2 separate regions of the Mus musculus genome follow, and region 1 is linked to region 2. The links are chromatin contacts, found by POLR2A ChIA-PET in ENCODE. All regions are on one chromosome and are shown on one strand. The core of a region is the stretch at or near the end of the contact, and the rest is flanking DNA. Distances in the headings are between cores, read along the strand shown. Region 1 holds the start of Tet3 (tet methylcytosine dioxygenase 3). Region 2 holds the start of Mob1a (MOB kinase activator 1A).

Region 1 (5,137 bases), core at 2,283-4,782, 130 kb after region 2:
GTCCATGAACCTATGTGTAGACCCTGCATCCTCAGTATCACAGGGGTGTCCAGGTACATTTTACCTAACCTAGAATAGCCACCAACCGTGGTGAGGTCTGCCTAGTGCACAGACTTCTCAGGGCTGTGTCCAAGCCTCAGTCAATCCAGGCCCACAGTATCTTAACCATGACCACTGGGATACCTGGCCAGCAGCTTTCACAAGAGGATAGAGGCCCTGGCCTCATTCCCGGCTCCTTTAATTCAGGTATATCCCATTGTTGCCAAAACAGGCGCTTAATGCCATCCACAAGTTGTCACCAAGAATGTCTAGCCCACAGGGTTTGGCATCTTTACCCTTGAGTCTATCAGGAGTGGAGAGAGATTCAGGATGGAAAAAGGAAGTGCACGCTAGGAAGCTGCGCAGCACACTGGGCTGCTCTCACAACCAAACACCAACTCTTATATCTAGCTCACCCTCTAAGAAATGACCTGCAGGGTACAAGGTGAGCAGCTTAACTCTGCCCAACACCAGCAGCATAGATGGGCTGGACACTATTGCTCCAAGGCTGGAGGGAGCTGGGGGTGGGGGGTAGGAGGGTGGGGCTGCAGATGTGATACAGATGTCTGCTTTAGCTGGTAAAGGTAACTACGGAGCTTCTGGTATGCAGCAAGTAGACAGAGGGCGTAACAAGGGACAGAGACCCCCGGCAGAATCTGCTTCCCTGCGTCCCTCCTTGAACCCTTCTTCCTGGGCAAATGCCTACCAGCTGGAGGCAGAGCTCCACACTCAGCATCAGGGGAACCCCAAGTGCATGTGGCACACCCTATACAACGGCAGGTGACCTCATACTCAGCGCACAGCAGCTCCTGGCCCAGCTGAGGCGGCTTTGAAGGCCATCAAGGACAACGCCATTTCCCCCCCAACAGAAAATAAGCCCCCAGAGGCTAAATAGCCTAGGCTCTCTGACAAATTAGTGGCGGGGCTGGGAGCCCTGCAGACCGCAGGCCTCTGTCTCTGTCCAGCGCCAGTTCCGCTGCCTGGAGCAACTTCAGCTGCTACATGCTCCGCTCCGCCTAAAATCTGCTCTATTGGCTGGTCCCCACCTTCGCCAACTCTCTCTTGTCACAGCCGCCACCAGCCTTGTGTGGACTGCTCACCACTATAGTAGGAAGGAAGAAGCCCAATTACAGGGTCACTGCCCCTTCACTCCTTCCGCCAATCCCACATCCCCAGTCTTCCTTCCCTTTTCCCCTGAATGCAGAGAGTCTTCCTTGACATGACAATACTTCGAAAGCGCGTCATTCAGTCAGAAAGTGGTATCTAGTGCCTATTGCCCACCAAAGCCTGCTCTGCCCAAGCCTCTGTGGCCTCAGTAAGTATCCCATCCCATTGGGAGCCCCAGTCACGTGTCTATCATTACATCCCTTGTTTATGCAAGAACAGGAGCCCACGGGAAGGCTTAGGGAGAGATGCCTCCCATGCCACCATCAGGACAGTGAAGAGCCAAGCCATCACTCCGGAGTTTTCACTCTAAGTGCATCCACCTTAGTCTGCAGTGCCTCGCCACTACCACAGCCACCCATGCATCAGTCACCTTATGATCCAACCTCAGGCTTCCAGTGGGAAGACAAACTTTTAAAGCTCAAGCCAGACATCTCTGTCCTGTATCAATTGTAAGCATTCAAGATGAGAATGCTGGCTCTGCCTTCTGCACGGAACCAAATCACTCTCATACAAACCGTCTTGGAAATGAACCCTCTGGGCTTCCAACTGCAGGCTGCGCTCCAAAGGAGACCAAGTGACCAAGAACGGGAGGATTGGCTTAACTGGCTGAGTCTTTTAAACCAGACCCTCGTGATGACAACGGCCTCAAGCAAGGAGTGAGGAGCCTAGCGGAGGCCCACTTACCTCCTTAAGAAGCCCCGCTTTTTTCTTCAGCACCTCACACTTGCGGAGTTTGCAGATCTGGTGTGTGCGACGATTGGTGCAGCTGGTACAAGACCCACAGTTTTCCAGCCGTCGGCAGGGATCGCAGGTCCCACACCGTTTCCTTTTCTTCCGCCCATCTCCACCCCCTCGCAGTTGGGTCTCACTCCCAGCCATAGGAAGCCCAGGCCCCTGGAAGCCCCCTACCATCACCTGGCCCTGCGGGAAATCATAAAGTCCTGACAGGTCCGGCTGGACCGCCAAGGGCACCTGAAACTGGCTCATGATGCCGCCGTTGCCAGGGAAGGGGGCATAGGTGCCAGGTTAAACTACTGTCCAGTCTCCTGCTGCCTGCAAACAGGTCCTTCTCTCCTAAACAAGTCTACAAGGGTGAAGGCAAGGAGCTCCGCCTCTGGGATGGGATGGGGTGGGTGCCTCTTCTTAACCCTCTTCACCTCCTCTGCAGCCGGCTCACAGGGTTCCTTCCAGGACCAGTCTCCCACCTGCAGGGCCCCAGGATCTGGGGCAAGACAGTGGCGGCGGCAGCCCCCAAGGAAGATTTCATCTTGGCTGGGTGGGTTCTTCACCCTCACCCACCCGGGGCTCAGGCATGAGGTGAGCCAATGGGTGTGTGGTGGGGCAGATTGGGGTGAGGAGTTTCCTCCTGACACTTCTCCCTCCCTGGGTCAGGATGATGGAGAAGGCTACGCTGCCTGAGAGGGGAAAAAGACACAGAAAGAGGAAGTGCATCACTGGGTGCTCAGGGACAACTTTCACGTGTTATCTCTTCCTGCTTCTGGGAAGAGAGAAAATGGGGGAAGCCAGGGTCTGAGTCAAACGAAGTCCTCCTTAGAACCTCAGAGGGAGGTACATAGGACCTCCATGGGGGTGAGGGTGCACAAGGCACTCAAGGGGATGAGGGGGTGGGATTTCTGAGAAAGTTGCTCTGTACACACACACACACACCCTCACACACACATACATCTACTGGCTAGTGAGTTTCACTAAAATCCACACGCAGCCCCTCACTGAGGGTCGCAGGACCTTCCCCTAGGGAACAGAGCTTGCAAAATAAAGTTTTCAGAGGCTCGCTCATTTGGAGTGGACGGCGCCCCAGGCGGCCTAGAGGTGGGGGGCGCGCCCAAGGGGAGTCCCGCGTCGGCTACCTCGCCGCGCCCCAGGAGACGGAGCCCCGCGGGCTACAGAGAAGGGTGACCCGCGCCACCAAGGGGTGCGGGGAGGGGGCGCGCTGGGGCGCAGGCCAGGCTGCGCGCGCCGCCACTGCCGCCGCCGCTCCGGCTCCTTTGTTCTGGGGCCTCGGCTGCTCCGCTCCCGCTGCACCGCAGCCCCCGCCCCGCCACCCCCACCCGGCAGCACCGCACGGCCACCCGGAGCTCCTTGCCGGGTCGCTGGCTACCCTGCTGCGCCCACCATGGCCGTGCCACGGTCCCCGAGCCGCCCCTCCCCCCACGCACTGCCCCTCCCCCACCGCGGAGCCGGAAAGCCACCGGCTGCACCGACCTGCCCGCCGCCTCCGGGGCGGAGCGCACAAAGGGGCAAAGTTTCCCAGCCTGCCGCTGCCACCGCCGCCACCGCCACCGCCACGGCCCAAGGTGTGCGCCTCCGGGAGCGGGAGCGCCCAGCCCAGCCAAGCTCGCTGCGCGCGCGGAGTCCCCCCCCCCAACCCCCGCCCCAGCCCTGGCCGAGCAGGGGACGGCGCAGGAGGAAGGAAGCAGCGGCGGCGGCCGCGGCGGCGGCAGCAGCAGCAGGAGCAATGAAGGCGGCCGCGGGACTCCCCGCCCCCCGCGCGCCGCGGCACGTGCTCGCCCGGGGACTCCCCCGCCCGGGAGGGCGCGCACGTGCGGTCCCGCCGAGGCTGGCCGCTAGGCCCGGGACCGCGCAAGAGCGGAGTTCCCGGGGAGGGAGCGAGGCGCGCGCGGGCCGCCCGGGTTTTGCACCTGCAGCGCCTCCCCAGGCCTCACGGAGGGGCCCTCCTGAGACGCGGCTGTCCCCGCGGGCTGGCCCTTTCCCTGCCCTCCGGCGGGGCCCGCAGCCCAAGCTGTCGAGGAGGGGCGGGGCGGGGCGCGGACCTCCCCAGCTAGGCCCTTGGCCCAGCCGCCTGGGTGTCCCCACTTCCTGCCACTCCCTGCGAGCTCGGGACGGCCCCACGCTCGCCCGACTGCCCCGGAGCCCGACCGACCCCCTTTCTCCTCCTCGGCTGCCTCTCAGGCCGAGGCAGGACAATAGGGGACATCGCGCGTTTGCGTACCGAGTCAGCCTGACCGGCAAGAAGTGGGTGCCCGAGGGCAGAGACCGAGCGCCCGCTGCACGGCATCCGCATGAGGGTCACAACCCAGCGCCCTGCCCTGGCCGACCCTACGGCTCTGCCATCGCCAGCCTTCCAGGCGCTGCTCTCGGGCTCTGTTGCACATCTAAAACAAAGACTAGTCCGAGACCCCCGCCCTGCCTCCCAGAGGAGAGGGAAGGGGCGCGTCGCAGAGAGGAACCCAGGCAGATTCGGGATGGGCTCAGTCACCGAGGGCCCAAGTCCTCACCGAGGCATAAATAATGCAGACACTTTGAAAAAGTCACCCTGGGCTGTGTTCTAGGCAGGCGGTAAGGGACAAGACATAAGAGTATTTCCAACTTGCCAAACTGTCCATTTCTCTGTGCTAATTCTCCCCCATCCCTCACCTGTTGTTACTGGCCAAGTTGAAATTCCAGGTTAGATTAATTCAGCTCCACCCTTCTGATCTGACTGCCAGACTAATGCCCACAGCTGCCTTCCACCTACCGGGTTGCTGTGGAGAAGGGTAGGTCTGTACCCTCCCTACACAAGGGCAAGTCATGGCAGAAACAGACACTGGGTGAACTAGCCCGACCAGTTTGGGCGGTGCTCACCCAGCCAGGTACCTGGCAGGCGTCCTCATCCACTGAACTTAACATCTCAGCTAGAACTGGAAAAAGAGCATTTGGCCCACTGTGTGTGTGTGTGTGTGTGTGTGTGTGTGTGTGTGTGTGTGTGTGTGTTGCGGGTGGGTAGGGAGGGTTAACTGATCTCAAACAACACTCGCTGTCCAGAAAGCCGTAGGCAGTTAGCTGAAGCTGCCGGAGTTGTCTGGGACTTCCCTCGGGCATGCCTGATATTTGACAACCTGTTCCACTGTCCAGCTTGTCTGCCGAGTGTGTGGTGAGCATGGCTACTTCCTACCACGGCCTTTGGATGTAC
Region 2 (4,599 bases), core at 623-3,122:
CAATTTTAAGAATCATTTCATTAAAAGATGGAAAAAAGCCCCAAACAAACAACAAACCTGGAGTTCATTTAGTCTGCTTTTTTTTTTTTTTTTTTTTTTTTTTTCTGAAACAGGGTTTCTCTGTGTAGCCCTGGCTGTCCTGGAACTCACTTTGTAGACCAGGCTGGCCTCGAACTCAGAAATCTGCCTGTCTCTGCCTCCCGAGTGCTGGGATTAAAGGCGTGCACCACCACACCCAGCATTTTTTTCCTTTTTAAAAGAAGATTTTTTTTTATTTTATAAGTGTTTTGCCAGCTTACATGCATGTGACATGCATGTATGCCTGATGCCCGTGGAGGTCAGAAGAGAGTGTTAGATGCTCTGGAAATGAAGTTACAGATAGTTACAGACAGTGTGCATGCTGGACCCTGAACTCAGGTACTATACTATACAGGTATTAAGTGCTCTTAATCAAGCCTCTCACATCATATTTTTATAGTTATATACATATATATATATATGTGTGTGTATACATATAATGTCATATATGTATACACACATATACATATATATATATATATACATACACACACATACATACACACACACATATAATTTTTGAGAGTCTTTCTATGTAGTCATGGCTGTCCTAGAACATGCTATGCAGACCAAGCTGGCCATGAACTCACAAAGACCCATCTGCCTCTACCTCCCAGTGCTGGGATTAAAGAAGCTGTGTATCATCATGCTTGTCCTGACTTGATATAAACATAAGGACACAGACTCAAACCTTAATAATATGTTATTTAAAAATATACTTATGAAAAAAATAAACAAATAAAAGGACAAGAGGCAGAGGCAGGAAGATATCTGTTAGTTCGAGGCCAGCCTGATCTACAAAACAAGTTCCAGGACAGCAGGACTACATAGAGACCCTGTCTCAAAAAACCAGGAAAACAAACAAACAAAAAAAACCAACAAAAAACAAAACCAAAAACAAACAAACAAAAGATTCAAAAAATATATCAAGGCACATACTCTAAATCACATACAAATTTACAGAAGTTAGTGAAAAAAAGGAAAGAAAGAAAAGAAAAAGCTTACTGAATAATCCTGATAACCTAGGCTGCCCCCCCCCCCATCAAGGTAGAAAAGGAGAACCAGCTACTACTACATACCACACTAATAAATACAAATGTATAAAAGGTGGTTTAAAAAGTTAATAGAAGGAGGCAGGTGGTAGCTCAAGCCTGTAATTCCCGCACCTGGGAAGCAGACGCAGGACGGTCAGGAGGTCAGGGTCATCCTTGGCGACATAGTAAACTTTAAACCAGCCTGGGCAGCCTGGAACACCTGAGATCCTGTCTCAACCAAGGAACAACACGCAAACAAACAGGAACCCAAAAGTTGATAAAATAAAATTGATGACATTAATGTGACAGGTGGCATTCAAATGGTTTTAAACCACCGGCAAAATACTGGATCTTTGCCACTGCGCATCTGCAGTTTCATTTATTTCCACAGGTTTTTTTTCTCCCCCCTCTTTTCTTCATTCTACCATAGTGTCACCTGGTGTCAACATATCCTCCCACACGGAACATGCACATGGACATTCATAGCAGCGTTACAGTGTGTGTGTAGAAACCTCCCAGGTGTCCATCAACAGGCGAGGTGGCCAGAATAGCATTCCTTTAGGAGAAGACATCAAGTTTTTCTAAATAGCGAAACAGTCACCAAGTAGCGCTGGCAGACGTCCCTCGGCCACGGAACAGTTGACAGCGGCGCCTAGTTGGCCCCATTTCCCTCCCGTGCCCACAGAATACTGATTGGCTGAGCTCAGGAAGGGGCAGGGTGAAGCTCAGCGGGACGGGAAGAAGCCCGGTCTCGCGAGATCCTCTTGGTTCCGCATTTTGGCTCGCGGAGCTGTGGGAGGCAGCGCGGAGGAGCCCGCGGTCGGTGCTTGGTCGCGGCGGCTGGAACTCGGTACCAAACCCGGGCCGTGAAGCTTCGGCAGCCCTGTAGAGCCGCGGACCGTCCTCTGCCTCCCGGTGCCCGCGGCGGCGCCGAGTCTGACGGGGCGGGGGCCACGGCCCCTCGGGCTAGCGAGGATGAGCTTCCTCTTGTGAGTGGGCCGGGCCGGGCCGGGGCGGGGCGGGTGTCGGTCGGCAGGGCCGGGCCGAGGGGCCAAGCGGAGGGCGGAGCCCGACCTAGGGCTGCTCCGGGCCTGCCGCCCCGGGATCGGCTAGCGCAGGAAAATGTGCAGTGCCTCGGTGACCAGACCAGGCTGAGAAAGAAAGGCGCAGGTTCTCAGTGGCTTCCCACAGGTTTGCATTTGGGAAGAGGGCATTGCTCCTTCCAATGTGACTTTTCTCTTAGCCCAGGCGGGGCTTGAACCTGGACTCCTCCTGCCTCTGCTTTCCCAAGGAGCCAGGATACAGCCTCGGCCACTAGGACAGGCCTCCTTTAAATGTGGGGGTTTTGTTTTGAGAAATGGTCTTGCTATGTAGCCCAGGCTGGCCTCGAGCCCTCTTAGATGTTGGGATTAAAGGTGGGTGCTTTCATCTCGGCCCACATGTGAATTTTTTTTAAGGTTTTTATTTTTTTTGAGAACTTAATAGATGCGTATTTTCATTTCTAACTCCTCCAGTGCCCTCTCATCTCCCATTCAAATTCATGTTCTCTTATCTATATTCTATATTACGTCTATACAACATACATACGTAATGGATCCAGTTAGTGTCGTCTGTATGTACTTGGGTGTAGAGCTGACTATTTCATTATGAGTCTATTTGAGCTTGTCCCTGAAAAACCTGACTCTTCTTGTGGACTGTCCATAGCTCTTCAGCCAGGTGAGGTAAATGGAAGTTTTTATTTATAACTTAAACCGATGGACAGTTTTTCCCACTCTTTGGCTATTCTGAATAACGCTGCTGTGAGCAGCTGGTTATAGGTTTTTGGGTATGTGTGTGTGATGGTATCTCCTGGGTCTTAGTGAGGTTTTTGCATGTTAGCCTTTGAGGCACTGCCAAGCCTTCTAAAGCCTGCACTGCATTTAACATCCCATTCTCATTGTATTGAGTTTTCAGAATTCTTCAGTTCACACCTGCCTGGTAATTACCACTGATAGATCTGAGGGTGAAGTGGAATTTATTGATTTACATTCTCCCAATGACCAGCAATGTTAAGCATCGTTTGTGTGTGTGTGTGTGTGTGTGTGTGTGTGTCTGTGTCTGTATTTTGTGTTTTCAGACTATTTGTGGATAGAGTTTATTGAGATCCTTTTCCTATTTTAAAATCAGATTGTTCTTTATTTTGTTAGCATCTGTTAATTGTACAAATTAATGGGTTTCACTGTGACATTTCCACGTGTGTATATGGTGCAGTGGTTGTGTCCGTCTGACTTTTTGGTTTCAGTTGTAAGAATTCTTTATGTATTTTGGATATGAGTGTCTCATTACATCTGTGACTTCTTCCATCCTCAGCGTTATTTTAACTGTTTTGATGGCATCATTAGAAGAATGTAAGTGTATTTTTCAAAGATTTATTTAGTTATTTAGTTTTTTTTTTTTTTTTTTTTTTTTTTTTTTGCTTGTTTGGTTTTTTTTTTTTTTTGAGATAGGGTTTCACAATGTAGCTCTGGCTGTCCTGGAGCTAACTATGTAAACCAGGCTGACCTCCCAGAGATCTGCCTCGCTCTCCCTCCAGAGTGCTGGGATTAAAGATGTATACCAGTATACCCAGTTTAGGATTTACTTTCATTTTATGAGTATGAGTGTTTTGCTTGTATGTATGTATGTATGTATGTATACCATGTACATCCAGTACCCACGGATGCCAGAAGAGGGCATCAAATCCCATGGGACTGGAGTTGTGGATGGTTGTGAGCCACCATGTGGGTGCTGGGAGCTGTATACCCCAGTCCTCTGCAAGAACAGCAAGTGTTCTTAACTACTGAGCCATCTCTTCAGCCCTTGAAGCACAAACCTCAATTTATCATATGAAGATCTTATTGAATCTTAAGAAATCATTTAATGTTAATTTTCCATATTCAGTTTCCTGTTATTCAGTTTCCTGTCTCCATGTGTTCCTGGGGTGATCCTTCTAATGTATATAGTTCTTTATAAAGTATGATATTTAGTCTAGTACTTTCATAATTTTTTACTTTTTACACTATTTAAAATTTACTTTCACAGGTAAGGTGTAAGTCCACGAGTCTGTTCCCTTCCCCTTTTAGATGTTGTCACAATTCTGATATGTCTTATTTTAATGCTTTTTCTGTTTTGTTGTTGTTTGTGCTTTCTATGGGTTACCAAAATAGACTTTGCTCTAATTTGGTTCTGTAATGTGTTCAGCTATGCTTTGACTATATATACCACATTACCTATTTTTACTGCACAGCATCCCATGATGTGGATATACACTCCATATCTACGAGTGCATGGAAGGAGTAGATTTGCATTGTTAAGATGTTGCTATAACAAGCACTAGAATCTACAGTGTGTCCTCCCCCACACGAACTGCTTGGTTAAATGCTCTGGTAGATGGGGATAATAGATTGTCCTATGCAACAACTTGTGTGTTGCTCCTGCACTAACACTTTTAAATTTTTACTTGTTTGTT

What was found. ChIA-PET counts read pairs that join two places held with the same protein, here RNA polymerase II (POLR2A).
Region 1: POLR2A ChIA-PET joins it to region 2 with 13 read pairs in embryonic stem cell. The contact joins the promoter of Tet3 here to the promoter of Mob1a in region 2. POLR2A ChIA-PET finds 5 or more read pairs at or near these places in 2 of 5 experiments (Patski and embryonic stem cell).

What each region holds. Positions count from the first base shown.
Region 1 is chr6:83,452,860-83,457,996 of GRCm38, forward strand. It overlaps Tet3 (tet methylcytosine dioxygenase 3), which reads right to left and starts at 3,533. Exons shown (of 12, transcript NM_001347313.1): 1 at 3,430-3,533; 2 at 1,891-2,621. The coding sequence starts at 2,193.
Region 2 is chr6:83,324,167-83,328,765 of GRCm38, forward strand. Mob1a (MOB kinase activator 1A) reads left to right here and starts at 1,873. Exons shown (of 6, transcript NM_145571.2): 1 at 1,873-2,101. The coding sequence starts at 2,088. It also overlaps a transcript of Mthfd2 not described here.